2 separate regions of the Mus musculus genome follow, and region 1 is linked to region 2. Evidence: chromatin loops called from intact Hi-C (ENCODE). Cell type or tissue: gastrocnemius. All regions are shown on one strand. Links, peaks and the distances in the headings refer to the core of each region. The heading gives the core; the rest is flanking DNA.

Region 1 (15,734 bases), core at 7,025-9,524, 44 kb after region 2:
AGGTGCACATAAGCACGGTGTCTCTAGAGGCCAGAGGCATCAGATCTCTTGATGCGGAAGGGAAGTGGTGAATCACCTGACCTGGTAACTGAGACTGGGTTCTTCGTAAGAGCAGGAAGTACTCTTTACCACTGAATTATCTCTCTATCCATTAGGGAGACAGTCTTTCAGTGACTGGTAACGACCCCTCAGGAAAGTGTACACTGAGTTGTGTGGAGGAGGACTGCTCAGTGTCTCAAAAGCTTGCTCAAACATTGGGGTTTCCTCCTCTTCCTCCCCCTCTTCTTCTCTTTCTTCTTGAAATTATGACAGTTGACCTGGAGGTTCTCAACTTAGGCTGAATGTTAAAATCATCTGGGAGGGCTTAAGAAGATGTACTGGATAGAGTATTTGCCTTGGAAGACCCGAGTTTGAACTCCAGCAGTCATTTAAAAGGCCGGGCATTGGTGTATGCTTTGCACTTCCAATTGCTGTGGAGTGGGTGCTAGGTAGCTCACTAGGACTTGCTGGCCAGCCAACCTGGTCTACTCCATTAGCCCCAGATATTAATGAGAGACCCTGTCTTAAAAATAAAGTGGATATCTCCTAAAGGACATCACCTAAAGTTGACCTCTGGCCACCATATGCATTTTCAGACACATTCACTGTATGCATATGACCCCAATACATGTGCGCGCATACACACACACACACACACACACACCTGACCAGCTGAATTTTTAAAGGATTTATTTATTTTTAGTTTTAATTATATTTATTTATATTCTTTAATTATATTTATGCATCTGTCTGTGTGTGGGCATGTGCACATCCACAGAGGTCAGAAGAGAATTTTGGATATCCCTGAAGCTGGAGTTCCAGGCAGTTGTGAGCCTCCCTAGTTTGGGTGCTGGGAAACAAACCCAGGTCCTCTGAAAGAACAGTATGAGCTCTTAACCACAGAGCCTTCTCTCTGGTCCATGTAGTGAGCTTTGTAAAGCTACCATTGCAGGTCTGCTCTCCAGAGAACTTGATCTGATGGGAGTGGGGTAGATCAGGCCCCGTGGAATTCTCTCTGTGTGATTCTACTGCGGTCAGAGTTGAGAATGGTTGTAATGTAGCATCGAAGCCAGAGGACTGACTGCACAGAACTCCTGTGTCTCAGAGGACTGTGGAGTCTGGAAAGGAGTTCTCAGACTTAGTGGAGCTCATAAGAGTTTCAGCATGGCAAGGGCCGTGGAGCAGATTCTCATTGTGTTGCTCAGGGGCCACCATATGCCACATGCCACAGTCTAGCTTACCAGAGACCAAATCAAGGCCTCAGAAGTAACCAGGATGGGCTGTTCCCACAGTTAGGAGGTAAAATATGTGTGAAGTGATCTGTGTTCACCATCTCAGCTCTAGAGAGGTGGAGCTAAGCGTAGCCTTGGAGGTTTGCTAGCTAGCCAGGTTACACACACCCCAGTGAGAGAGCCGATCCCCAAAGAGATGATTCCTGAGGAAAAACACCAGATGTTGACCTCTGACCTTCCCGTGCATGCACACGCGTGATGCACACGCACTTCAAAATCCACTTAAGGATTTTTTACGCTCCTGTTATTTGATCTGCCGTAAATGCTGTAAGTCCATCTTAATTCTGTGTCCTATTGAATAGCAAATAGCGGTTCATAATCTTCAACACAACATTTGATGTGCTTGCAGTCCAATTTCTCTGTCAGCCTTCATAGCTTCAGACTAAACAATACAATTCTGATTTGCATACGTTCCCTCCGGGATTATTGAGAAAGGGGTGGCGGGGGCCCATTTCCGTGCATTTGAAGTATGGGGAACGTGATCCCTCTAAATCACAGTCAATTGGCCAGATTTTCACTTGAATAAAATTCAGGTACCATTTAGTTCACAAAGATAATTTGACTTCAGGATTTACAGCTACACCTCTCGTCGACAGCAATCTTCCTTGCCGTCCCCCTCCCCACGCAGCCCCCTCCGACCCTCGTTTCTTACGACTCTCAAGATCCACAATGCTGCACTTAAAAATGACGAACCAAGGGTAAAATATGATGGAAATCACGGCTGCATTAAAAATGCATGGGGAAGTCTTTGCAAACTAGGGAGAATATATCAGACATTTCTCTTAGAATATCGGGAAAGGGTAGACCGAGCCATGGAGGGAGGGAGGTGGCCACGGTGTCCCATTTAGAAAGTGTCTCTGTGGGGCCATGTGTCTCAGGTTCAAACGCACATCAATATGCAGAGCAGGAAGACCAGTGCTGGGCTGCGCCTGAGAACAAGAGATATTGGAGACACTGCTGCAGTACGCACAGGTGCTCCCATGGTCTGACAGTGCAATGTGTTCCCCGAGCTCATTTGAACACTCCATCTGCAGCTGGTGGTGCTGCCAGGGAGGGAGGCTGTGAAGTCTTTGGGGCATGGCATTATTAAGGAAAGGCCTTGAGGATTAGAGCCATGCTCTGGTTCCTACACTTGTGTTCTTTGCTTTCATTTCTGCCTGCGTGTGAGAGGCTGCACCACAAGCCCCAACACCAGGCACCACGTCTCCTTATTATTACACCTCAGCCATGATGGGCGAGACCCCTGAGGCTCTGAGACCCACACACCCTTCTCGGTTGCTTCTGTAGGATCTTTTGCCCCAGAAATGAGAAAAGCAAGGGATATTGAGTCCTTATTTACTATGGCCACACAGAACAGCACAATTGAATGACACAAAAGCTCAGATTTTAGAAATAAGCTGTGACCTGCGTGCAACCTGTCAGTCTGTGATGGAGACAGCTCAGTGGTATAGCATTTTACTAGCACCCATGACACACTAAATTCAATCCCCAGTATCATACTCATACACACTCACACACATGCACACAAGTGTACACACACACACACACATGTGTGTGTGTGCAAATGGCTGGAAGACCATAGAGAAAGCATAAACTGAGTACTGGAAGTCTTCTGACGAGGAATAGGGAGTAAGCTAGCAACAACAACCCCACCATGACGGAGTGCCACAGCAAGCATGCAGGGAGAGATGTGTATCTGGCTGAACATGGGCCCCTAAAATACAGAGTAGAGTGCTGGGGAGAGAGGTCTGTGTGTAAGTCATCATCCTACACATCTGAGGCCCTAAGTTTGAATCTCTACCACTGAAGTAAAACGTCAGGCTTCGTGGGGCGTGCTTGCAACCCCAGCTCTGTGGAGAACAAAGACAGGAGGATCAGGGGCAGTCAAGGCTCTCAGTTCAGTAGGAGACTGTGTGTCTTGGAAACAGTGGAGAGTAAAGAGCAGTAAATCTGATATCTTCCTCTTGTCTTCTGTGTGTGCACACGGGCATGGGGCAGTGTGTGCATACACACAAACACACACACACACAGAAACACACACACAGACACACACACACCCAGAGGAACACACAAAGACTAGATGTTCTGTAAAGAATATGTACACTGAAGACTTTAGAAGGAATTTTTTCCCTCGGGGTTTTGGTTTCTTGCCTCCAGTCTACTCTGAAGGAAGGAAGGAGTGGCTGCCAGGTTGCTAAATGAGAGTCAGCACCAGAGTTTCTTTTAAATCACATTCACATGGAGGGCTATGTTTCTCTTCTCAAAGCTTCATCTCTCAGCCAACTTCAGAAGCAACAGCAAAAAAGTCATTGATGAATTCAGCTGAGTCAGTCTGTTCTTGATCCAGGAGGCCACAGCACAACAGGACACAAAGAGCAGCACCCCAGGACACTAGACCCTTGCCTGTCACCTGCTCTCATGTCAACTCGCATGCAGAATCACTGGGAAGAGATGAGTGACAGACCATGCCTCCTAAAACGAGATATCAGGTGACTCTGTACCTCAGAGGAGTTCACAGTCTGGTTGAGAACAGAGATAGGAGACCAAAGCAATGGGATGAGCAGAAAGGGAGTGGGAGAGAATAAAAGCTGTAGCCAGGCAATGGTGGCATGTGCCTTTAATCCCAGCACTTGGGAGGCAGAGGCTGATGGATCCCTGAGTTCGAGGTCAGCCTGGTCTACAGAGCAAGTTCTGCAACAGCCAGCAAGCGCTACACAGAGAAACCCTGTCTGGAAAAACCAAGCTGAGCCAAATCAAACCGAGCCAAACCTAACCAACAACAACGGCAACAACAAACCCACAACTGGGTCAGTGATGTTTAGGAGGTTGGTGAGGGCCATGGTCCTCTGACCAGTTATGATGAAAGAGAGAAAGCCAGACTTCCTGGGGCTCAGCATGAGCAAGAAGTGGGTGAGTGGGGACAGTGAAGCCAGGGGTGGCAGGGCTCACCTGTCATTTAGGATTCCAGAGGCTGAGGCAGGAAGACTGTCATGAGCTCAAGGCTAGCCTAGGCTGTGTAGCAATGATGAGGACTATACACCAAAACTCTGTCTTGAAAGCCAAACACAAAGAAAGTACGTGGAGGGTAAAAGAGTGCCTGTCAGAAAGTGCTGGGCAGGTGACCTGACCCCTGTCCTCTGCCCATGGGCATCTGAGGTAACAGACAAACATTCACTGTAAGGAGTGTAAAAATAAACAAGAAAATTCCATGTGCTCAGGGATCTTTCTCTCTTGGCAGAGGCACCAGAATACAAAATAAACTATTGCAGGTGGGACAGCCTCGACGTCGATCTTCACTGATGTCCAGCAGGGTCCCTGACAGTGTGATTGGTACATCAGAGGAGATGAAGCTGAGCAGACACCCTAGTCCTGACAGAGTGATGTGAAACCCATCTTATTCGGGCCTGGGAGGTCTCCATTAGATGGTTACTTTGGACCCAGAGCTGGCCACAGGTGCTTGAGGCTAATCAGTGACAAGGCTGACAGGTCATTTCAGGCAAAGGACCGAGTGTTTTCAGGAGACTGGGACTTAAAGGGCAGTGTCTGAAGACTTGTTTTCTGGTGATGGGGACCAAATCCGTGGCCATGTGTTTGCTAGGTAAACACTCAACGTCAGAGCGCAATTCCCAAACTCTAGCATGATCTTCACATACAGACGCCAGTAAGGGAGCACAAGAGCTAATGTGGCCAGGACTGTTAGCCCAGAACAGGAAAGAAATCTCACTTACATGGGAGATCAAGGTAAGAGGATTGTGATTTCAAGACTTGCTAGGAACAAGGAGTGAGTTCAAGACTAACCTGGGCCACTAAGTGGGATCTTGTCCCTAAATAAACAGTAAAAAAGATGGAAGGAGATGTAACCCAATACCAGATTGCTTATCCAGAATTCCATCTCTAATGTGAATAATTAATGATTATTAATAATAACGATGACAATAATAATAATAGATGAAAAAGTGAGTCTGAATACGCATCCTAGCTTCTCAGAAGTGCCTCTTACCCAGAATCCCTTGCACCTCTAGTCATCAGACCCTATCACTCCAGCTGCAGCCGGCCTTGGCTTGGAGGACCACAGCAACAATGTCAGTGGGAGATCGCTAGCCTGCATCACATCAAAGAGAAACCAGGAGGTCACAAGGGCTGAAGGAAAAGGATTTATGTTTGGCATGGCTGAAGAGAGGAAACTTCTCATTTTACTAAAGCCCGTCCCTGAGCTCCGTGACCGGGGCATTATGACAAACCTGCCCCATGCTTACACACTTGCCCTGCATGTGAGGTCTCTGTGTCTCTCCTCCCCAGCAGCAATGGCATCCACAGGCCTCCAGGGCAATGGAGCAAGGACTATGGCCCAAGAGGAAAGTGTTGTCCTGCAAGTAGATTTATGCCTTAGGCCCTGTTTAAGATTCTGCTGTGGAGATCAGATAGACTCCTACTACACAAGCTACAGGCAACTGCAAAATGCTGAGAGTGAGAGAAAGTCTTCTCCAGGAAAGAAGACACCAGTTGGTTATCCAATACCCAATGATCAGCCTTAAAACATACATACAAATGACAGACAGACTGAGGACACACACACATATATGTGTGTATATATATACATACATACATATAGATGACATGATATGATATATAATATATAATGTATACATAATATAATAGTTAACATAATTTACTATATATATCATATATGCAATAATAATTAATGCAAAAAGAGGCCATAAATATGAAAGAATGCAAGGAGAAGTATATGGGAGGGTTTGTGGGGAGAAAAGGGAAGGAGGAAATAATATAATTATATTATATCTTAAAAAATAAAATGAAAAATAGACCAGGCATTACTGGTGCACACCTTTAATCCCAGCACTTAGGTGGGTCTCTATGAGTTCAAAGTCAGCCAGGACAGCCAGGGCTACACAAAAACAAACCCTGTCTTGAAAAACAAACAAAACAAAAATCCCATGCTTTGATTTCTGTTGGCATTTGCAAGAATACCCTAACACACCGAACATACCATTTAAAGATGGGGTAGAAAAATATCATTTAGAGCCTAGGAGATGGCTTACTGGTTTAAGTGTTTACTATGGTGTTCAAGCATGAAAACTTCACTTTGAATTCTGACATACATGTACAGAGCCCCCAGCACTGGGGAGGAGACAGGAGAATCCTAGAGCTTGCTAGTCAGCCAGTTGAGCTGAAATGGTGAACTTCAGCATTAGTCACACACATACACATATGCATACACATACGCAAACACATACACATATAGACACACACATAGTCACAGACACACACAGAGACACACACACAGTCACAGACACATATAGAGGCAAACACACACACAGACACACACACACACACAGTCACAGACATACACAGAAAGACAAACACAAAGATACACACAGACATAGAAAGACACAGGCACACACACAGTCACAGACACATATAGAGGCAAACACACACACAGTCACAGACATACACAGAAAGACAAACACAAAGATACACACAGACATAGAAAGACACAGGCACACACACAGAGACACACAGGCACACACACACAGAGACACGGTCATAGATACACACAGAGACAAACACACAGACACATACACACACAGACACACAGTCACACACAGAGAGACAAAAACACAGATACACACAGACACACAGAGAGATATACACACAGAGACACTAAGTTAAAATAAAGGTGGGGTACAAATAGAAGAACATGAAATCTCTCTTTGAACGAACTTAAAAAAAAATCACACCGCAGTTTTTAATTAAGGCCAAAGAATCTGATGCAAAGAAATAAATGATCAGACATAGCTATTAAAACACAGACAAGGTGGGGATTTTTACACCGCATCACAAGTCTTTCCTCTTTGAGACACTACCTTGCTCTGGTCTCCAGACAGTCCTTCTGGAAGGAAGGGGCCCAGCAAACCCTTTGGTTTGGACCTGTTTTCCCAACCTCTGTCTTGGCACACTATCGACAGAGTACAGAGCAGTCTAATGGGACCCAGTATTGGCCCACAACAGCAACCTGGCCTGGACCTGATGGTGTGTTTTCAGCCACATAGGAACTTGGTCTTTATTCTTCAGGGTTGTGAATCTGGCACCGGAGACTGGTAAAGGAGCTTGGTGGAAAGCCCAAACAAACTATAAGGAAATCCTGCATTCTGCAACAAAAGGCGTGAAAGTGGAGTCAAGGCCTCCCTGCCTTTGTCTCCTCTGCCAGGATAGGAGCTGTTGCCTTGGGAGGAAGATAACATGAAAGAGGCTGTAATTGCAGGGCAAGACTCCAGGGTCTGAGAAAACAGGACAAGAAATATCAAGGAAAGAGGGTTCTATGTGCTTTCAGCCGAGCCAGGGAGGGGAAAATTAAAAGAGCAACCCTTTTTTGAACTTGAACTTTGTGGGTGGGGTGGGGGTGGGGGTGAGAACACATACCAGCAAGAAGAGAACATTTTCAGGAAAAACATGAGGGCGGAGAGAAAAAAGACAGGATGATGTCATGTCAGCCAAAGGAACCAGGGAGGAGCGTGTGTTTTTATAAACATACTTTACGCAACAGAGGAGGGCATGAGCTTGAACCAAGGGAAAGTACACCAGTGGGGAACAGAAAAGGAGCTGGAAGCCAAAGGGCTTTACCTTATCTGAGCTCTCAAAACACTTTAAAAAAGAAGAAGAAGAAAAAAAGAAAATCCCATTCCAGGAGGAAGAAAGACAGGAGCGAGGGAATGCAGGCGTGAGAGGGGTGGCGAGGAATGTCTTCCGAGGTACTTAAAATCTGCAAATGAGAGAGCCAGACAGCCGTGTCCCACCTATTTGTGGGAAATGTCGAAGAAGATGCAGCCTTAAGAACAGAACTCTTCACAGCCACCCAGTCAGTTCAGGAAGGGCAGGGACCAGTCTCCTGTGCTCTTGCTGGGTCTCAGCAGCCCTGTGCTTGTTAAGTGCCTGTGAGCCCTTGTCACCTCTTCCTGCTGGTCTGGCTCTGCACTGGCTGGCAAATCCATACCCTGCAGTTTAGGAGGAGGTGGTGGAGGAAGAGGAGGAGGAGGAGGAGGAGATGGAGGGGGAGGAGGAAGACAGGCAGATGTGTTGGGAAATCCAAGGGATTATTAATGACCAGGTATCAAGTCAGTGACTAGATCATATCACATTTTTTTTTCAGAAATTCAGGCATCTGAGAGAGAGAGAGCGAGAGAGAGAGCGAGAGCGAGAGCGAGAGAGAGAGAGAGAGAGAGAGAGAGAGAGAGAGAGAGAGAGAGAGAACACAGAGGTCTCAAGTGTCGCCGAGCTTTGTGTGTTTTGTCTGGAGTTGCTTTTGCTGGAAGTCATCCAGGAAGCCGATCTTAGCTGTGCTGGTCATGTGACCACTCCTATAGCCGGTGGTTTTGTTGTTGTTTTGTTTTTAAGCCATTTTCCCACTCAGCCGATAATAGCACAGCTAGAAATCTAAACACCAAATCATTATTCATCTAACCCCCAATTCAGACAAAGTTTGAGAGGAAGGCCACTGTCCTTTGACATTGCAACAAGAGTCGGCTCCTTCCCTTTACTCTGCTAGGGCTGTGTGGTCCCTGGGCAAGTCCAGGACCAAGGAGGAGGGGCACAGCTCACTGCAGGGGAGGCCGACCCAGGGGGAGATGAGGATCTGCATCAAGGAGAGATCGAGGGTTTAGCAATGTCCCCATGCTTGTCCTCAAATTGTGAACGAGGCTCTTTTATCCACTGTTCCCTTCAGCTCTTGCTCCTGCACACCAGGCAGGGCATCAAGGTGTGCCCCCTGGCATCTGTCACTCACTGGAGCCCCTGACCTGCAGCATGGTTAGGGCGGGTATATTTGTTCCTTTCTCTCTCTCTCTCTCTCTCTCTCTCTCTCTCTCTCTCTCTCTCTCTCTCTCTGCTGAGCCATTGGATCAATGGCAGGCAGGAAAGAGCAAATTGTGCCAGGAAGAACGATCTCTCCCCGGCTGACTCAGCCCAGGATGGGAAGGCAGGGGGCCATCTGGCAATTGAACGCAGCCCTTGATTTTTCCCTTATGAAACAGTAACTACAGAGGTATAGTGCTGGCCTGGTTCTGAGAAGGTCACCCGGGTTGGCTTTGAAAGGCGAAGGCTCTGTGTCAACAGAGCAGTGTGATAAGCAGCAGCCATTTCTCCAGATAATGTGTCTGATCGTGTACCTCTGGGATCAGCTTTATATCTCTCTACAGATCGGTGTGTTTTTTATGACAACTGTCTCCATAGCAACCAGGTGTCCAGCTACTAAATGGATCTGAAAGCTATTCAGTCCCAGCCTGGGGGCAGGGCAGGGAGCCCCTCTCACTGCGGGTTCCTTGGAGAACCTCAGTGAGGCCGTCATGCGAGGCAAAAGACCTGGGGTTTCCTTCCCAGGCCTGGCCGGACAGAAGAATGGAATGATCGAAGTGGCTTTTGTTTATCATTTGAACCATATCCCAGCCGGTAGGGTAAACAGCCGGTCAATTAAAATGGCATGTAGCTATATGGAAGGTGTTGCAGACAGCTTGGAGATTGGAGACATAACAGCTAGCACAGGCTGAAGTAACCGAATGGCAATTATCCTGCAAAGTCCGGGGTCAGTGATTTGGGGATTAATATGTCACAACGAGAAGGAAGAGGTTCGTGAAACATTCATTCTGGTTGATCCAGGCTGAAAGACAATTGCATATGAGAAGTCATACAGGGTCACTGAAGGCTGGACAGGCAAGGGCAGAGCAGTCAACATTCCCATCTCTGTCAAGGAAAGAAAGGCTCTCTGTCCTTGGGTATCCCTGTGGCCCAGACAGAGGCTCAGGGAGGAGGAGGGGGACTGCAGAGGTGTGGCTGCAGAGGGAGCCACGGAGCTCAGTCTTCTCAAGGTGTCTTGCAGATACAGGTTCCATGGCTCTTCCCAAGGTCAGCCTTGTTAGCCTGAAACCTCTCACCTGCCTCCATCAAGTGCACCAAAACTCTGTGAGATCCCCACTTCATTGTGAGTGACAGAGGCTTCCACTGTTGTGAAGTGACGCCCTGGGGGTCATCTGCACAAGGACACCAACAGTGTGTGTGTGTGTGTGTGTGTGTGTGTGTGTGTGTGTGTCTATCTGTCTGTCTGTCTGTCTGTCAGGACAGGGAAGGGAGACACAGCTGTACCAGCAGAGACAGTGTGATACAATGGAATCCAGGAGGAAGAAACTTCAAGAAGGGCTCCTAAACAGGCTGCAAATGGTATTTGGGAGGATACACCCTTCCCAGTCATAATCTAAACCAGGGCCGGATGTGGCGGGTACAGGGCTTATAAGGGTAGCTGCAGCCTCTCTTCTGTCTCTGCTCTCTCTCCATCATCCGCTATGCCCAAGTGCAGTTCAATCATGCAGTTGGTGGGGCCCAGATCTAAGGTGTTTCTTACAGGAAGCTGCTCTCCTCAAAGGAGAGTCGGGGGTTAAGTCTGCAACTGTCAGTGTCTGGCAATAAATAAAAGGAAACCGCACTCCCCATGAATGGGGAGGAGGCAGCAGGAAGGTAATTTTTTTCTTTTTCTGTTTCTAAAGCATGAGTAAGATGCTCAATGTGTTTGAGATTATTTGGCAAATTCTTGGAGAAGGTCCCTTGTTCACTAACCAGCAGACTGTAGACCACAGTCTTCCTATCTTCCTCTTTATCCTGATCCTCCAGAGACAGGCAGGTGGGGCACATCTCTGTTTAACTATTAATGATTCATAAAACTCCCGCCCCCCCTACAAGAAGCCCTGGGCTTGTCATGTTAGTAGAAAATCCTATTTTGAGTGTGTTATGAAACAGAGGTTTTGATATGTTGCCAGATTTATGGAAGATGCTGGAATCAAGGCTCTGAGACGCTGGGGCTGGCCGAGTGGGTGTTACATAAAACTGTTCTAGGGACTCGGGTTGATCACAGGAGTTGGGGGATGTCCTGGAGGGTGAAATCAAAGACAACAATACAAAACATGAGCCAGCTGCCAAGCCCGGTGTGCTCTAAGGCTAAGCAGCAAGTCTGGGTGCAGTTTTAACCGGAGACCTGGAGACCTGCAGGCCTTTGCTGTGGCTGATCACACTCAGCCAGCCCAAGGAGTCGGGATGAAAGGCACCTTCACGGGGCCCTCAGGAGGGCAAGAGGCTCCTTGGACTGACTGCTGATTGAAATTCATACTCGCCTGCTTTCCTTCCCTGTCTCCCAGGCCTCCTCTGGGCAATGTGTAATAAAAAGGAGGAAGGTGACCTCCTCCAAGCTTCGACTCTTGTGAAATGCATCTCAGGGCTAAGGTGCATCTCAAGTCCAGGGCTGGAAGCTGATTTCTCCACACTTGGATCCAAAATTCCTTACTGGAAGCCACAGTCCTTTTCTCTTTCAGATGTCAGCTTTTGTGCAGTTTCTAAAAGGCCTGTGTCTGGCCAAGTGTCTTGTTTGTTTGTTTGTTTGTTTATTATCTTTCTCTCTCTCTCTGTGTGTGTGTGTGTGTGTGTGTGTGTCTGCAGGTGCAGATTTGTGGGAGCATATATGTATGTGTGTGCTCGTGTGTGTGCCTCTCTCTGTGTGTGCAGGTACAGATATGTATATGCCTCCCTGTGTATGTGGGTACAGATGTGTGTGTGGATATGCCTCTGTGTGTGTGTGCAGCTGCAGCTGCTTGAGGTATATGTGTCTGTGTATGTGTATACCTCTCTCTCTCTCTCTCTTTCTCTCTCTCTCTCGTGTGTGTGTGTGTGTGTGTGTGCAGGTGCAGATGTGAGGGGTATGTGTGTTAGGTATTTCACCTAATGTATGTGTGTAATAGGTATTTATTTTTGGATCAGGGGCTCCTCATGTACCTCAGGCTGGGTTTGAACTCACTACATCACTACATAGTCCATTGCTGTCAAAACCACAGCGAGCCTTCTGTCTCAGTCTCCTAAGGATTAGTATCACAGGTGAGTACCAGTGTGCCTAACCCAGCCAGCTGTCTTAATTTCCCAGAGACTGGATGGAGTAAGGGTAGGTGTGGAGACTAGCCAACAAAGGTGCTGGTCAGGGTGCTACCAACTAGCCAAAGAAAGTGCTGGTCAGAATACTACCAGCTGGACGAAGAGGTACTTCACAAGGCATGCACCAAGTGGTAGCTCACGGATGGAGGAAGGAGGTGGGGAGGGCGTCTTTCCATCTGCCTTTGGCCTCAGGCTCAATTTCTGCTTCTTGGACTACCAAGGACAAAGCCTTCATTTCTTTTTGGAAGGAAAGACAGACTTTATCCAATCTCAGTCTCTCTCCCTTGCCATCCTCCCCCAGCCCCCCCCCCCCCCATTCATAGAGTTGAACAGTCAGCCATGGCCAACTTGCCCTTACATAAGACAGAGCATTACCTAGAATCCTTCCTAGCTGAAGAGGCTGTAGGGAGGGGGTGGAAAGCCATTTGTTTACTGGTTCAGAACAGGACTTTCTACTTCAGAAGTCTCCAGGCTTGTTATCCCAGCTACGCAGAGGCAGAATTGCACGTTTTCAAAGCCTGCCTGGGAAACAGAATGAGGTGAAAGCCTGTCTAGACAGCCCAATGAGACTTTATCTCCAAATAAAAAGTAAGGAGTCTGCCGAGGCTATAGCTCTGTGATGGAATGCTTCCGAGAGTGCACAAAGCCCTGTAGCATCCCCAGCACAAGAGTAACAATAAACTTCACCGGAATTCAGAAAAGACATTAAAATAAGATGATGCTCGAAAGAGGTGCCAAATGGATCGGGCTAGCCTGGGCTACAAACCACGTGCCCCTCTCCCATCTCAAAAGAAATAAATTAAGACCAACAATAGACATTGACAGATTTCCCAACAAGGGAACAACCAGGACAGTGGCTTTCCACTGACGACCATTGTAGCGGAAGATTATGTTCTATCTCTTTAATAGTGCTATAGGAGGCACCTGCTTACAGACGGAGGAGGAGGCTGGGAGTGAATGTCTGGCCCTGGCCAGCCATCCTCGGCCAGCAATGGGCCTGCTGAGCCCATTTCAACTGAAATGAGATCAATAGGATTCATTTTTTCTCCTGCTGGCTCCCGAGTGATTCATGAATCAGAAAACTAGTTCATGAATCAGAGCGGGGCGGGGAGAAGGGGGGGGGACCATTTGTGCAGTCGGCAAACCTCCATTTCTTTCACGAACCTAGCCGTGAGTTGCATAACACTGCCTGGCACTTGCTAGTTGAAACCAGTCTTTTCGGAAGCTGCTTTACTCGCTCACCTATTCTCCTTCTGGAAAGGGGAGGGACACGGTGTGTACTACTGTGTGTCCAGCAGTCAGTGTGTACTGACTGTGTGTCCGGCGGTCTCGGTAACATTTCCACGACAAGGGAAGCATTCATGAGTCTGCGTGTGTGAGTGTGTCGCAAACAGCCTTTGACCGGCCTTGGGGCCCCTTTAAACCTGAAAAAGAGCCAAGTTCATCTCTCTGTGGAGCTGCTTAAGGAAGCTTTGAGATGGGGCAGTTGGAACATCTCTGCAAGGGCTGATTACAGCCTACTAAGGAAAATGAGATTTTTATCTCACAGGAATTCAGTTATAAAAATAAAATACAGCGTCTGGCTTGATTCAGCTAAATGCACAAGTGCCTGGGTGTTTTTAATTTAGTAGGAAAAAAAAAAAAGCCCCGGACAAGAGGAATGACCTAAAACACTACATTTAAAGGAAAAAAAGGGAGGGAGGGAAGAGGGAGGCTACAGGAAGTGTGTGTGTGTGTGTGTGTGTGTGTGTGTGTGTGTGTGTGTGTAGGGGGAGAGAGAGAGAGGAAGAGGGAAAGGGAGAGAGAGCCATGGAGGACTGGGGTGGAGGGGCGGGACAGAAAGAAGCCACCCTGCTGGCACTTGAATGCAGAGGGTGATGTCACCGGAGCAGTTGGAGCGAAGGGGAGAAAAACAACTTGAAGCAGTGCTAATCCCCGTTTGCTGCCCTGAAGGGAATGGACGGTGGCCAAGGCAGGGAGTTATGGGAAACCATATAAGGGTGCCAAGCAAGCTTTGCCGCCAACATTAGGAACTGACAGCTTTGTTCTCTGTCACTTGGCTGCCAGCCAGAGGCCTCATTTCAGCTCAGCGGCAGCGTGACTACCCTGGCGGGCTGCCAGCCCTGTGCTCAGAGCTTTTTCCTCCCAGGGCTTAGCTTTTTTTCCCTCCTCCGTCCCTTTGCCAAACATGCAGCGGTTACTATGGCAGTGAGAAGGAAAGTTAAACACACACACACACACACACACACACACACACACACACACACCAAAGTAGAGGCACGCCTTTATCCAGATGTGCAGCCGGGAGCAGAGAGAAAAGGCAGTTAACCTACCCAGTGGGGCCTGCAGGAAGGGGGAAGACACCTCGCTGTGAGAGGTGGCCGGCTGCTGCTGCTGCTGTCACTAGAGACAGACAGGCCTCCCTGTGCACCTTGTGGGAGGGAGTGGGGCTGACTTCCAGACCTTGTTTCTCTGTTCTCCATCTCTTCCTGAGGCATGGTGGAGTGCGTAACACCAAATGGGGAAGACTGTCATGCTTTCCACTGGCCCTGTGTCTGTGGTTCTGAGAAAGCTGCAGGGAGCCAGGCCCATGGAGCATGAAAGAGGAGACAGGAGGGCAGGAGGAGGGGTCTGCGTACCCTCTGGACACCAACGCAAACTTAGCACCATGGCTTCCCCTGCCAACACTGGGAGGGTTGTGCTTAGTGCTGTGACTCAACCTAGTGGAGATCAGACCTCCAACCCTGGTAGTTCAGGGTACGCCGGAGCTGAGTAGCCTTTGTCAGGACCGAGGGCCTGCAAGGGCCAGTGTGTTCTTGTTCCCACATGGAACGGCAGCCAGGAGGGACTCTGAAGAAAGAGTACATTGCAATGTTTTTAATTAGGAGCATTTTTCACCTGCTTAGAAAGTGGAACATCTCCTGGGAGATGACAGGTCTCGACCAGAGGCAAGCCTCCAGGCACATGGTTGGCCGTGGGTTTCTAAGGCAGAGGTTGCTTAGAAGTAGAGATCTGGATGCCAGGCTTTCAGACCCTCGGGGTTTTAGCAAAGTTCCCAGAAAGGCCTCTTCGGAATCTAGAAAGTTCTGCCAGGCTGACTCCTGGCCCCACCGCTGGTGACTTAGGAAGGGTGACTTAAGAAGGGGTCGAAGTGTTTGGTGTAACCCTGCAAACCTCTCTGTAAAAACACAGTGGCTGCCACCCTCGGCGGGGCCCTGTGGCACTGAGAACGGCCTCCATAGTCTCTCTCCAGCTGCATCTTGGCAGGGAGCGAAGTAGAGCTGCCAGGAGGGACATGGCCCAAGGTCAGGAGGGAAAAGTTGGCAAGCAGGAAAGTATCCCAGAAGTCCCTGGGCCTGTTCCATGCTGCTTTTATTCCAGGCCTAGTCTGTACTTCTTAGGAGGCATGCCAAGCCAAAA
Region 2 (15,734 bases), core at 7,150-9,649:
TGGCAAAGAACTGTTTGGATCTGTTACCGAGAGAAGGTATATAATTGACTTTCAGAATATTCCTTTAGGAATACTCTATCCTTTGGGAACCAGATACTCTAACACGTAGCCATTCAGCCTTTCAAATAAATACCTCATATGTTTGAGATTTCTCTCGGGCTTAACAGAGTAGTATCTTAATAGTCTCTCTCTCTCTCTCTCTCTCTCTCTCTCTCTCTCTCTCTCTCTCTCTCTGTGTGTGTGTGTGTGTGTGTGTGTGTGTGTAGGTCAGGCCAGGTGTAATTCCTTGGTTGCCATCCACCTTAAAAACATCTTTCCTTTGAGACTCTCTTCCTAGCAGGACTCCCCATTCATGCTTGTTAGCTGGCCAGAGAGCCCTGGGGATCTGTCTCTGCTTCCTTGGTGCTGGCTTCCTGAGCTCAGACTCCCACTCCAGGCATTTTTTCACATGGGTCCTGTGGGTTAGACTTAAGCCTGTAGGCTTATGTGGCAAGCACTTGATCAACTGAGCCATTTCCAGTAACCCCTCTAAATAGCATTTGATTTGTAAAAATATAAGTGTCCAGGCAGTATAAAAATGCACAACATGGTTGTGTCGTAGAGACTGCTGAGGGCTCTTGTCCTCACCCTCAGCCACCGTGAAACACCTACCTTTGATCCAGCTCTCTAGCAGACAATTCTGTCTCTTTCAGTGTCATTTGACCGTCATTTTCCTGAAGCTGTGTTAACAGCTGGAAAAAGCAATTACTGTAGTCCCAGGATTCAGGGCCTAAAGACGGCACCCATTTATTACAACAGCCAATCCTCCAGCCTTGTCTTGTCTGGGCACAAGAGTTTCCACAGTACACACACTCACTACCAGGGAGGAGGTCTGTAGATCCACTGTGTGTGCTTCAGGCTGAGACGTTAGCTGTTAGCTTTTGTTGAGGAAGCAGGGTGACACAGCCCTTCTGCTGGCTGGAGGCTTCCCTCTTAGGCATTCAAAGCAAAAGCCAATAGGTAGCTTTATTTCTCCAGGTGGGCTAAAGCAGGCATCTCTAAGACCAACCAGCTTTTCTGCAGCTCATGGCCAGGCTTTGAGATTGTTAACCCTCCATGCCCTCTCCATGGAAGAGTTTAACATGGAAAGGGGCCTGTGTGGTTTGCAGACAATCTCCAGGAGTCTGACTGAGAATTCTTTCAGCCATCTGCCACTTGGATCATCCTTGGATTCTTTTTTATCTCAGTTTGAATGTTTCTGTTTTCTCTTTCTTTCTTTCTTTCTTTCTTTCTTTCTTTCTTTCTTTCTTTCTCTCTCTCTCTCTCTTTTTCTCTTTCTCTCTTTCTTTCTCTCTCTTTCTCCTCCTCCTCCTCCTCCTCCTCTTCTTCGTCTTCTTCTTCTTCTTCTTCTTCTTCTTCTTCTTCTTCTTCTTCTTCTTCTTCTTCTTCTTCTTCTTCTCCTTCTCCTTCTCCTCCTCCTCCTCCTCCTCCTCCTCCTCCTCTTCCTCCTCCTCCTCTTCTTCTTCCTCCTCCTCCTTTTCCTTCTCCTTCTTCCTCTCTCTCTCCCTCCCTCTCTTTCTGAAATAGCACTTCGCTATGTAACACAGTCTGACTTTAAATTCTTGATGCTCCTGCCTCAGCCTCCCAAGGGCTTGGATTCATGGCATGCATCACCACACCTAGCCCTAATGTTCAATTCTGTGCCTGCAGAATGTCTTTCCTGTTGTATTCGCTTTCTGTGAATGGTAGTTTTAGTGCCATGAAATTTTTTAAATTGTTTTTTGGATTGAGCTGACACGAGAGATATCGTTTAGCTCCTTCAGTGAGTTTTATGTTCATAAAAATGTCCCCACTGTATGAGGGGAATGTCTGATGTCAGAGAAATCACTTCTAAAGTGAAACTTGAGGCTCTGTCCCTGCTGGTGACCACCCTCTGTCCCCAGTTGGGTTATAGGGCTCATTTTCCACGGCTGGCTATTTCTGTTCAGGAGTCTATTGGTCACCCTGACCTCTGAGTGGTTGCCAGGCCTTGCAGGCTTCTCGGACAGCATGGGACGGAAGATGGAAAGTCAGGGTTGAGAGTCCTCAGCCACCAGCACCCTCACCACACCACTTTCCCAATTCGCTTCAGTCCTGTTTACTCCAGGGCCTTGGGACAGGCAGAAGCTGGGAACCTAAGCAGATTGCAGCTTGTCCCTGGGACCTGAGACAGCCCCCATCCTGTTGACATTAGCTATCAGGGAGAGAACAATCTTAAGGTACACTCTGCAGTCAGCAAGCTTACTTTGTGTTAAATTTTTACCAGTGGAAACCGAGTCATGTTTACCCCCAGCTCTGTGGCAAGTTCTGTACAAACAGGACCTGTGACACTCTTTAGCTCACGTGCCGACTTCCGTCACACTTCTCTTGGCAGTGAGCACTGAAGGGAAAGCTGGAGTGTCAATCGTTTGCTATGATGAAATGACCGAGGGGATCAGCTTACAAAGAGGAAAGGTTTTTTACTGAGCGTGTTCTTTCCTTCTCTTGCTGCTGTGACAAAATGTCTGGGCAGAGCAATTTTAAAAGGAAGGAAGGGTCCCCGTTTCTCCCCTCCCTCCCCCCTTCGCCCCAGTCTCTCATGGAGAGGAAGGCGCTATGTTCGGAGCACAAGGCGGCTGGTCACAGCGAGTCGTGGTTCATGAGTATGGTTGCTCACAGAGAGGCACAGAGGTTTGCCTCCTAGATGACTCTAGGGCTTTTCCTTTTCAAGAACACATCACCAGTGTCCTGCAAGGTCCGGCCCCCCCTCCCGACAGCACCTCCACGGACCTTTCTAAGTTCTCCAGACCAGCCTTGGACTCATGTCTTCCTGCCTCGGGGGGGCAACCAGCATTACCTTCACTGTTTTCAATGGGCTGGTCCAGGTTCCCTGAGCACGGTTGTTTTAACCTTTGACCTAGACAGAGACTAATGGTTTCCCTACCAAAGATACTGCTATTAGTGACTCTGCAGGCCCAGGATTTTCATCAGCTCTGTGGGGTGCCTCAGCAGCCCAACCTGGAGATGCAGGAACTGGTAGCCAGCCCAGGCACTCAGACTCTAAAGCCCTTCTTCCTTCATCCACACCCTGCAGCAACTGGCAACCTGGGAGAGCCAGGGTAGGGATGGGAGCTCTCCCAGCCTCCTGCTGAGATGGCCATTGTAGTCGTGGCTGGAACAGCCTTCCAGGCTCAATCCCAGAAGGTCCAGGGACAAGGGAGGGGTTGTGCTTGGACAGATAAAATCTCAGCCACGTGGGCCCTGCAGGAGGCCTAAGGCCTCTACCTCCACAGATAAGAAACCAGCCACAGCCACCTCAATTCGAGAGCAATTTAAGATACCATGCTAATTAAAGGGTCGGTAGGCACAAGACTCAAGTAGATTTAGATCCAAAAGTTAACGAAGATCAGATGGTGAAGAGTGGGGGTTCCAAGTAAACAGAACTTGACCCCACACCCTGCAGCCGAGCAGTTGTGAGGGATTTTTTTCTTCTTTAAATTATTATTTTTTAAGGCATGGGATAACTTTTACCATCAGATAGAGGTACATGGTGCCTAATAGAGGGAAGTGATTGCAGTAGAGGCTAATGACTTCTCATTCACCTAAAATCCCTATAATTTGCTGCAGAGGGCTGAATGACGCCTATGTTTCTTGATTAAAAAAAAAAGTCCCCAAATGCATGGCTTTCATTTAATCAAATCTCGGAGCAGCAAACACCAGCAAGACCACCCAGGCCCCGGCAGCAGCTCTTCCTGCAGTCTGGCCTCCTGTCATTCTTTGAAGGCAGGGTTTCATCTCTTAATTAGAGGGTTCCTTTGTTTCTTTAATGTTGAATGGTACTCAGCTCAGGGTGTCATGGGGAAATCACCTTGTGGATCCTGCTTGCTGCCAACACCCAAGGGCCTTAAGTGAAGGGGACCACAAGGAATCTGGGGGTCTCCACCTGCCCTGCCAAGGGGGTAGGGAAGAGGAGAGGTGCCTAGACAGGTACAGATGTGTTTGTGTGCATGTGTGAATGAGTGTGCATGTGTTCAAGTGAATGTGTATGTGTGTGTGTATGTGTGTATACGCACATGTGTATGTGTGTGTAGGTGTGAATGTGCATGTACATATATGTGTATATGTGCATGTGTGTACCCATGTGCATGTGTGTACGAGTATGCATATGTGTACAAGTGTGAATGTGTATGTGCACATTCTTGTGTGTGTGTGTGTGTGTTGGGTTGGGAGGGGTGTCACCAGCTGTTCCTACTGAGGTTCACATAAACCGTTTCCAACTTTCAGCAACAAAGGTTCTGCAAGAAAGAATTGTGACTTCTGCATCAACTTAGTGTCCCTTCCCCAGGCGGCTGTTAGGGCTTGAGGCTGGCGCCAGTGGGAAGCACCAGGAGCCACTCGGTCCCTTAGGTACCTTGTGGAATTTCTCAATCTAATTTTGTTTAGTTTGGGGGAACTTTTTTCTTTTAGATATTTGGTCCTAGGGAAAAAAAAATTTCCTGTGGTTTCTCTCCTATTCACCCTTAGTAATCGCTGCTTTTGAGAAAGACTTTCTCCATTTTCCCATAAAACCAAAACATGGCAGACATCCCTTGTATCTGGATTCCACTCCCACCGCCTGCTGTCCCCCCAAGCCCTTTCTTCACCCAGGGCTTGTCCTCTTGTCCTTGATGAAGATCCTTCCTGCAGAATCCGGCTGGATGAATAGAAACTCAGGGTTGCATGTGGCCTGAGTCCTACCCACAAGGTTCCAGGAATACCCTCTGCCTCAAGGACCTCAGGCTTCATAGCAGGGTGTGTGGGAGAGTCCAGTTCCCTCTGATGTAACCCTGGTTGTCCTGTGTCCCTTTTCCCTGTGGGCACTTGTAACTCATCACCCTTCACCGGCTGCTCCTTAACTGTCACCTGGGTCAACTGTCCTGTACAGTGCCACGTGTTCTTCTTCAACCAGGGCTTCATCGCTCCATCTTCCCATGACTTCTGTTGTGACAGTTTTATAAAGAGACCCTTGTAGCCTATTCTTTGGCTGTCAGACTACTGGGGACTCCAAGAAACTGGAATTTCTCTGGGAATCTCAAGCTGTCAGATGGAGAAGGCCTTGTGCCAGCCAGAATCCCCCAGGAAGGGTCACACAGGTCTGACCATGTGTCACACCACCTCACAGGAGACTGGAGCCCAGGTGGTGGTGGTGGTGGTGGTAGTGGTGGCAGTGGCAGCGGCAGCAGCTCAGTGATGGGCGGGGCCACACCTTGGCCAGATCTGCTTCTCTGCGCATTCACTTGCTTTCTACTTAACCCTAAACCTCATGCCAGGATCTCAGAGATGGACTTGAGGGTTGCTAGACCCCTTTGTTCTTCCCACTGTGGCCACAAAAAATAAATCTCTTTTCTCTGCTTTTATTGCTACTTCTTTAACTGGGGAGGGGTAGCCCTGGCTAACTTTTTTTTATAGCTACCAGGACTCAGGCTTTGACCCCAGCAACCCCATAACATTCTCCCTGACGTTTGTCTCACACAGCCACCCACCTGCTGTTTGCTAACCATCCTTTCTTTCTTCAGCTGGGAGGAGTCAGGAGCAAGCAGCCTGTGAGTCACGTTCCCTTAAGGGTTCCCACTGATATGCTGTGATCATGGACAGGTCCCCTGACAACCAGAACTTCTGCCACAGCGGCTCTCGGTACCCCACAGGTGAAGTCCTAGGTATTTACTGACTACATTTCACTCTCAAGAGGGACAGGGGCATTTCCACAATTCCCCTGTGGGTGGGGGTAGGGACTTAGATAGGCCGAGTCCCCAGCAAGCCCAGAATGTGTGATTCTTGCCAGCATCTGAGACCCCAGACAGAGGTGAGAATAGGAGTGGGTAGCCCCCAGCTTCCTAGCTCACAAAGCACAAATCATCACTAGATACAGGCTCCGTGAGGAGTAAGAAATCGGTACCATCGTGCAGCTGTAACCTGCATGCTGAAAGAGTCGGACATGACTGTCAGCAACATGACAGCCTGGGAAATGGGTACAAGGTGGGGCAAAGCCTTCCCGGTGGTTAACAAGGTTCTCCTGTTATCCCAAGCCCTGATCTCAAGCATCCTGCCATGTCCTGCCTTCAAAGGTGAAGGTGAACCTGAGTCTCAAGAACATGCCTGTTTCTACTACCTAAAGAAACATCCGGCCAGCTTATTAAAATTAGGCTAGAGGAAAGCCCAGCAAGGCCCCAGTCCGACTCCAAGAAAGCCGAGTGTCTTCTGAAAATAGGGTTGGGGTGACTGCAAGTAAGACCTTTCTCTGGGAGGACTAGCCAGCCACACTTAGATAACAGAGTACAAAGTACAACTAGGATCAAGGATGAGTCCCAAGCAAGCATAGAAAACCAGTGTATACTGTGCAACCAGGATCAGGGATCAGTATCCAGGCAAACAGCCAGCCAGTGTGCAGTGTGCATGCAGAATCAGCCAAGGTAGGTGACTAATGTTTAGAGTGTGACCAGGATTGAGGATCAATATCCGGACAAACCTAGAGGCCCATGTGCAGCGTGCAACCAGGACCAAGGGTCAGTGTCCAGGCAAACAGACAAGCTATGTCCAATGTGTAATCCAAACTGTGAGTCAGCGGAATCAGAGACAGAGCCAGAGCCACCCATGCTTGGCTGAGAAACCAGATACCAGCTCTGGGCAGGAACTCACCCTGGGGAAGCTGTTGCCTCATTCTCTAGGCCCTTACCTCTTGCCTTCCTACAAAAACCAGGCCAAACAGGATTTGGGGTGTGGCCAGGCTGATCAGCCTACGTCACCATCCCGGTCACAGTCTGTCTGGGCAGAACCCAAGGGGTCTGTGGGTTCTCGCAGCCTTCTGCATCCTACTGTAATATGGGTAGATTTCCTGGAGGCCACCGAGCATACTCCTTCAGTAGAGGCTTTACCTCAGACCAGCAGGTGTTCAAGAGGAAGTGGGGGCGGTTCCATGTCTCTCTGGGACTTGCACCCCAGTTGACAGGGTCACAGGGACAATCTGAGGCATACCCCTGGGATCTGTGGCCTTTGGCCCCCAGGCAGCCCACCCATAGCTCAGAAGGTATGAAGTGGGAGGTGAAGGAGAAGCACCGGAAACCTGGTGGGAAACAGACATGGGAACACGTGAGCACTTGTCCATCTCACTGGCTGGGTTCCATGTGTCACCTCTGACTGCCCTGCTCTGTGCGTTGTCAGCATTGAACACTTGATGTGACCACACCCCCTGGTCTCCAGGCTGCAGCCCTTTGGAAGGATGTGCCTGTGTTGGCTACATTTCTTCTTGCCTTGACAAAATCTTGGACAAAAGCAATTTGGAGCGAGAGAACGTCCATCCTTCACAGTGGGGACTGTACAGGAGAGTTCAGGGTGGCTGGAGGCTGTGCTAGAGCTCCTGACCTGACCATCAGACTAGGAAGTGGAAAGGACACCATAGCTCCTCATGGAAGCAGAAACTGGTTAAGACCCTGTTCTCCAGTGACTTACTTTCTCTAGCTAAGCCCCGGCTCTTAAAGGGTCCATGTTTCCCCCAAGCATCATTCCTACTGCATAAACCTGAGAGGGACATTTTGCATTTAAAGTCACAGTCAAGTAGATCAACCTTGGCCAGAAACAATTTCTCTTTCCCCAGCAACTAAATACAGTACTGCAGATCTTGGGGAACCTGGAGAGGAGGGTGACAAGAGTCAGGGGTGAGGAGAGACAAGAGCTGGCCTGTCATCCCTATATGAGGGGTGTCCCTGGTGGCTGGAGATCCTGGAGTGCCTTTGTTTTCCTAGGGACAGCAACTGCCTCAACCCGTGGTGTGAATGCAACAGTTGGCCCATTTATCACTTTGATTTTTAACTCCCACCTTCTCAGTCCCATCCCCCACCCTGTCCCATATCAGCAGTTCAGTGGATGCTCTGCTCCCAGGGGTGTGACTTTTTAAAAAGGTAAAAACTGTTGGCTGGTGGATGAGGGGGAGCCAGCCTGGAGGAGCCAGCATCTGGTTTTACAAGTCTGGGATCTCCTTTCAACCCTCTCAGTTCGCTGCTCTCCAGATGGACAGGGAGGCTCGGAATGCATGTGGGAGACCGGAGGTTGGGGCTGGCGGTGAGGCATTGCAGAACCTCCATGAGTAAGAATGAGTAACCAGCTCAGAGCTCCTCCTAGCTGGGCAGAGGCACTGACCCAGTTCTGTATCAGCTGAAGGTGGAGCTGGTGGGGCTGGTGCCTGGTGTGGGCTGAGAAACCACCCAGATCTGCATACAATGGGCCACTGCAAGCCCAGAGACCCGGAAGTCCTCCCAGAGCTCACGCCCCTGCTTCCCGTCCTGCATAGCTGTGTGTGGGAGGGGCCCCAACCACCCACTCATGTCCCCGCTTCAGGCTTCCAAACACTGCTATTGACATCGGTCTCAAACAAGGAACAAAACCAAGAAGTTACTCTTGGGGTTGCCCAGTCTCCTGAAGACAAAAGAGGGTTGGTCTTTCCTCAGAAGCATTCCTGGAGGAGAGACTGCTCATGAAACCCACAAGAGAGTTACAAGAACTCAAATGAAAACAAAGATAATGGTGGCCCTGCCTGGGGATTAAGTAAGCAGTCAATGCTAAGGGGGACTCTTCTGTGGAACTGCCTGCTAGCTGTGCAGAGAGCTCCAGTGCTGTACATTGCATGAACTGGGGACTAGCTGTATTGCGAAGCAGCTATCACATCATTAAACTCACCCTGTTCACCAAACTAGACGAGGGTAGAACAGTTTCTTCCCTGTGTCATCAGTGAGCTATCTGGAGTGAATACAAGTTCATGTCTCCCTGGAGAAGTTTCTCTCTCTCTCTCTCTCTCTCTCTCTCTCTCTCTCTCTCCTCCCCCTTCCTCTCTTCCCCCTCACTCCCCCCTCCTTCCCTCCCCTCTGCCCCCTCTCTCCCCCCTTTTTTGAGACAGGGTTTCTCTGTGTAGCCCTGGCTGTCCTAGAACTCGCTCTGTAGACCAGGCTGGCCTCAAACTCAGAGATCTGCTTGCTGGGATTAAAGCCATGCAGCACCACTGCTAAGCCTACTCTAGATTCTTTATTTGCTGGCTGGAGCCAGGGCCCCAGAAAGCACAAACCAGATCCACAGGAAGTCACTCTGAGATGCCTGTGACACTAAATCAAGGGGAAAACGAAACGCAAAATATAATGTAAAAGCCATTGCTGTTGAAGTCATTCACTCGGAGGAATTTTCCACATCTTTCTGATGACCTCAGATAGTGTTTGATTAACTAATGGAAGACAGATCTGGATAGAAATGTGTGCGGTTCTGAATTCCAAGCTGTGCTCTGTCTTGGACAGAACTCAGAAGAGGCCATTGGGATTTATCAACAAGAGGGAAAACAAACCCGACTTTTTTTGTGGGTAGCAGCAGTTTGTTTATAGATACAGCAGACCCTGCTGTTCTCTTACAACTGCCCTGAGATCGTTTTGCAGACTGGAGACTATTGTAGGGTACAGGATGTTGTCTGTGGGGACCTGTCCTGGTCCTCCATGAGCATTGGTGGCTCTCTGGTCTTTCTACCTGTATCCTGATGTGAAATCAGAACAGGGCCAGGTGATAGAACTTCTTGGCTTTGGCACGGGGCTCTCCCTTCCTCCAAGTGTATTCTGTGAAGGCAATGGATCAACAGCTTAGTAACTAACCAGCATCCAGACTGACCATCCAGACTGACCATCTCCACACCAGCAAGTGACTTACACCAACTGGAGCATCTTACACAGCCAATGGCATAGGATACCAACCTCAGGCTAACCAGCCAAGGGTATTGGCACACAGGGCCAGTAAAGGGACAAGCTTGAAGCAGTGGTAGGTCTTTAGGGAGAGAGGAGAGTGAGGAGAGATAGGACTGGAGTGGCCTAGAAGGACAACTGTGGCTCGCCACATTGGGAAGCGGAGGGCTGAGGGCATGCTGGGAGCAAGGGGTCTTCAGACACAAGACAATTGCTTAGGGTAGAGAAGTAAGCTCAGAAGGAATAATTAAGCCAGTATGTCTAGGAGTCAGGTGAGGGTTCAAACTGCATTCAAATACTATCTCTCAAGTATCTGGTGAGTCGGTTAGATGGTACTCAGAACACCCCCTGTTCTAGTTAGCCTTTAACTGCCAAATCGGCAGAGCCTCAAGTCATCTGAGAGGAAAATCTCCTTCACAGCATTCCCTAGATCATATCAGCCTGTTCAAATGCCTGTGGGGTATTATCGTGAATTAATAATTGATACAGGAGGTCCTGGCCCACTGTAGGACACGCCATTGCCTGGACAGGAAGGTGGTCATGGGATGTATAATGAAATGAGCGGGCAAACGAAAGAGTGAAAGAGCAGGCAGCACTCCTCCATGGTTCCTGTCTCCGGGTTCCTGCCCTGACTTCCATCAATGATGAATGGTGACCTGAAAATGTAAGATAAAATAAACCGTTCCCTCTCCTGAGTTGCTCTTTGTCAGGATGTTTTAATACAGCAGCAGAAGCAAGCCAGAACACCCAACGCATGATCTAAGGGAAGGAAGGTTGCACCATGCCTATGGCATGCCCTTGGAGAGGTCCTGACTTGGGGCCAAGTTGGAACTGCAGTAAAGGATATGGGTAGAGGGTTCACAGGGTGTTGTCATTGTTATAACGGGAGACATGAGAGGTCTGCCTTTGAAGCACAAGATGGAGGTAGGGGGAGCTATGTGTGCATGGCAGAGGCCAGAGGTTGATGTCAGACACCCTCTTCTCTCTCTTCACCTTATTGCTATTTTTAAAAAAGACTTTATTTTCATTTGTACATCTGTGTGTACGTATGCCTGGAGCTGGAGTTACAGGTAGTTGTAAGCCACCTGACATGGCTGCTGGGAACCGACCTGGTGTCTTCTGGAAGCACAGCAAGTGCTTTTAACCTCTGAGACGTCTCTCCAGCCTCTCAGCTTATATTTCAAGACAGCCTTTGACTGAACCTGGATCTCACCAATTCTGCTAGACTGGCAATCCAGGAGGCCCTCTGCGTGCCCTGGGTATCTCTTTAACATCGGCAGACAAGAACCCAGAATTCCTTGGGCCAGTGCTGAGGCAGAGGAAAGGTTTCTGGTGGTTGGTCTCCCTAGAGGCCTGGGCTACTGCTGATTAACTGACCCCACATCAAAGCAAAGGAGATGCGGATGAGAATAAGCCAGATTGGGCAGAACTTCCTGCAGTTCCCCAAGCCATTGTGCTTCAGAAAGAGGGAAAGAAAAGACATTCTCTTTAGAGGATGATAATGATTGATGATGATGATGGTGATGGTGGTGTGTAATCTGTGGAGCAAGGCCCAGTCACACAGAAAAAGAGAGTGTTTTGGCATTATAGATTGTTGAGTAGCACTCCAGGAAGCCCAAGTACATTTCCCAAGCTTGATGTCATTAACAAAGAGGTGTATACAATGTCTGTCTGTCTGTTTGTCTGTCTGTCCTCTTCTTCCCTTCTTCCTTCCCTCAACAACTCAGTGAAAATTCCAAAGGAGTCTTTGTTCACTGGATGCTGGACAAGCCTCCTTTGTCCCATATCCTGCACTGCTCTTGGCCCACGTTGGTAGATTCCTCCTGGCACCTCCCCCCCAGGAGGTAGCTGCTATCATCCTATACAGAGTGGATGCCTTGCCTGTTCAACATCAGGTGTGGCACCTGTGCTGTAGTTGGGCAGGCAGACCGGAAGCGCCATTTCCCAACCAGCATTCCTGTCTCTCTCTGGCCCGTTCTGTTTGTCACATGATATCGAGGGAGGGGGTGTTTACTGCTGAGACATACACAATGTTCACAGCTCTTTGAGCTTGAGTGTAGATGATGCCTGGAGGACTCTGAACTTTTTGTGGGTTGGTTTTGAGGACAGACATAAAGCTCCGCCTCCAGGAACTCTTCTGGCTCTTGCGAGCCGCACCCAGAACTTTGGGCCTTTACTCCACAACTCAGCCAAGCCTTAATGACATCAGAGGGTTCCTTTGACTCCTCAGGACTCAGGGCCTCTCAGGAATGACAGTGCATTCTGCTGACCTCATCTAACTAGAACCATTGCCCGTGCTGGGGACATAGCTCATTGAGTAACTACTTACTGCCCAAGCGTGAGGATCCAAGTGTGGTGGCACAAATGTGCAATCCCAGCTCTGGGGAGGCAGAGACAGGCAGAGTCCTGGGGGCCCCTGGACAGCTGGCCTTACCTACTTGGCAACTGAGAGATACCCTGTCTCAAGAAACCCCAAAATGTGTAATGTGCTACAGTGTCTGAAGAAGAGTGTCCAAGGTTGTCCTCTGGCCTCCACATACATGTGCATATTCACACACTCACATGCACACACCACACATATGCATACAGGACACACAAAGACCTCCCACACACTACACATGCACACACACATACACACACACACATACACACATAGACCTCCCACATGATATATACACACACAGGCACACACATACACCAACTACACACACACACACACACACACACACACACACACACACACACATATAGATCTCTCACATAGTATATACATACACAGGCATACACATACGCAGACCCCTCCACTATACACACATACACACTACACATACATACATATCACATGTATACATACAGAAACACACAGACACACACACTACACATGAATGCATACACACAGACACACAGGCACACATACAGACACACACTATACATGTACATACACAGACATATACACAGGCACACACAGAGACACATATATACACAAGGATACACACACACATATGATATGCACGCACACATACATACCACATGCACATATACACATATACACAGGCACACACATAGACACATGCCACATGCACAGACATACACACAGAGACACACATATATACTGCATGCACACACACACAGGCACACACAGACACACATACACACACCATATTCACAAACACACAGAGACACACACATACCACATGTACACAAACACACACACACCCCACAACACACCATCAGTTGTCCCCAGGCCTAGAAGACTCCTCCTTCCCTCATTCGATGTTACTCCTCTCTTTGCCCCACCAGCAGCCAAGGAAGTGGGAGGCAGGGAGCTTCAGGGAGGAAGGGGCCATCAAAGCCTGGCATGAGAACCTGCTTTTTTATAGTTGGCTGGAGACTGCTGAGTGACTTTGCCTTAGGTCAGCAGGCAGACCGAGCATCCACCCACCCCACCAGCCACATGCTTCCTGCCCAAATGCCAAGGTTTTCATTTGACCATGACATAATGAGCTTCATAAAGTTAAAAAACATCTAAATACCACCTTATTTACAGTAATTTCTACTTTCTGAAGCCATCTCCAAATGTTGCCTTCACAATGGCGACCTCTAAATCATAGTATGAAGCCGCTACGACACCACTCACCACAAAGCAACCAAGGAGGACCCAAGGCCGACTCATCACCACCTGGCACTAGCAGACTCCCATCCTGTAGGTGACGGGGGAGGGGATAGGGGGAGGGACAGGAGGGGGAAGGGAATTCTCACGTCCCTTCCCTAAAACTGGGTATATAAAAAATATCTCCATGAATGGGGCAATAACTAGGTTATTAAGACGTCTGCCTGCCAAGCACGAGGACCCAAGTTAGATCCCAGAACCCTTCTTTGTAAGAGGCGGACATAGCTGTGCACTCCTGTAACCCCAAAACATAGGGGACAGGGCGAAGGTGAAGACAGACAGGTCCCTGGAGTTCATTGGCCTGCCATAGCCAAACTGGGTTTGCTCCTGTTTGAGCATCCAGTAAACAAAATAGAGAATAATACAGGAAGATATTCAGTGGCAACCTCTGGCCTACATGTCCTTGCTTACACACACACACACACACACACACACACACACACACACACACACACACACACCTTTAAGCAAGCAGAGGCACATCCACACGGGCGGGAAGCTGGACTTGACCACAGAGTCTCGTTTGCGGATGACACTTGTACTTCCTTCTAGGACAATCATGTTAGCCTTGGAATTTCCTAAGACCATCTTCTATTAGCTGAATTGTTTCCCCTGACAATACCCAATTCATTTGTTGAAGTCCTAACCTCAAGACACCTCAGAGTGAGATCCTATTTGTCAGTAGAGATTGTACTAGGTCACTGAGGTTAACAGAGTTAATACAGTTGACCTGTGCTTACCCTACAGTGTTCTTTTGTTTTTATGTGCATGTGCTTGTACATGTGTGTACATGTGTGTGGAGGTGGGAGGTTGACATCATGTGTCTTCCTCAATCTCTTTTCACCTTATTTTCTGAGATAGTGTCTGTCACTGAGTCAGTGAGTCTGTCTGGACAAAGAGCCCCAAGGATCTTCCAACCTCTGTCTTCCTGGTGCTGGGACTACAGATGCCTGCTGCCACATGGAGCTGTTTATGTGGGTGCTAGTGATGGGCTCAGGTCCTTGTGCTTGTGTAGCATACACTTCACTAAGTGAGCCATCTCCCCAGTCCCAGAACCATGTTCCTGTGAGAGGACAGAACTTGGGGGACTGTGCACTTCACAGGCTCACAGAGAAAAAGATCAGATGAGGCCACGGTGGGAGACGTTGAGTCAAGGGGCCTCAGGGGACACAAAACTTTCTGACACCTGTGTTAGAGGCTGCCTGTCTTAACTGTGAGAAATAAATTTATATTGTTCCATCAAACCAGACTGCTGCATCTTGCTAGAGCGGCTCTGGCTGACTAGAGCACTGTCTAGTTCTAGTTTTCGTGGTAAAATATTCCGACTAAAAGCAGTTTAATGGAAGATGAGCATTATTTTCGCTTACTGTGTTTGGGTCGCAGTCTGTTGGAGCAGGGGAGTCAAGACAGGAACTTAAAACATGTAGGCTGGGCTCGGGTCACATCACACCTGCAGTGAGGAGCCAAGAGAACTCGCTGTGAGCATGCTGGCTCCCTTGTATTCAGCTTGATTTCTCTACTGATACATAGTTCAGGACCCACAGTGGACTCAGTTTTCCCACATTATTAACTTAATTAAGATAGTCCTCACAGAAATGCCCACAGGCTAGTGTAGACAGCTCATTGAGACTCTTTTCAGCTGATTCTACCATGTGTCATGTTGACAGTTAAAGCTGACCAGCACATCTTCCATGTAATTTCTTCTCATGTGATAGGGACTTAAGGTGAGCTATTAATAAGCATCTACTTGGAAAGTGCCTAAGTACATAGTAACTAGCTAGCTAAGTAACTAAGTAACTAAGTACCCCTTAGTTACCATGGGAATTAGTTCTCTGCATCTGGATTTTAGTGGCCTGTATTTATTTGGGTTTTGTTGTTGTTTGTTTGTGTTTTTAAAATATACTTTAAATTTTTTAATGATTTTATTTATTTTTACTTTACGTGCACCAGTGTTTTTCCAGCATGTGTGTCTATGCAAAGGTGTCAGATTTCCCAGAACTGGGGTTAGAGACAGCCATGTGTTGTCATGTGGGTGCTGGGATTTGAATCCTGGTCCTCTGACAGAACAGCCAGTGCTCTTAGCTGCTGAGCCACTGTCTCTACATCTCTATTCATTCATTCATTCATTCATTCATTCATTCATTCATTTCTAAAAGTTGCCTGTCATCCATCATAAGACATGTTTCCCAAATGCCAAATATCAGATCCTGTGAAACATCTCCTACTTAAGGTTCTCTAGACCCAGCAGCCAAGGCTGACTGCCACCCAATGCCAGCTAACCTTATCTTCCATTCCCTCTTCTAATCACCATTGTCCATATT

Evidence for each region. A loop is a pair of places that touch in the nucleus more often than their neighbours do. Peaks named below come from ENCODE experiments on the same cell type or tissue, not always from the same donor. Only the 100,000 strongest peaks of a DNase experiment are listed, where the experiment ranks them.
Region 1: a loop joins it to region 2, with 2.2 times the contacts of the local background. A loop is called at or near these places in 15 of 42 quality-filtered maps.

Annotation. Positions count from the first base shown.
Region 1 is chr8:126,652,271-126,668,004 of GRCm38, forward strand. No RefSeq gene overlaps it. Among named protein-coding and RNA genes, the nearest start is that of Gm31546, 64 kb to the left of the region's middle. RefSeq lists an enhancer at 13,151-15,486. In gastrocnemius, for the core only: no CTCF peak of the experiment used is centred there; DNase peaks (open chromatin) are centred at 8,302, 8,694, 9,032 and 9,297; H3K4me3 peaks cover 1,090 bases; H3K27ac peaks cover 2,500 bases.
Region 2 is chr8:126,607,762-126,623,495 of GRCm38, forward strand. No RefSeq gene overlaps it. Among named protein-coding and RNA genes, the nearest start is that of Gm31546, 19 kb to the left of the region's middle. In gastrocnemius, for the core only: a CTCF peak has its summit at 8,194; no DNase peak of the experiment used is centred there; H3K4me3 peaks cover 464 bases; H3K27ac peaks cover 2,500 bases.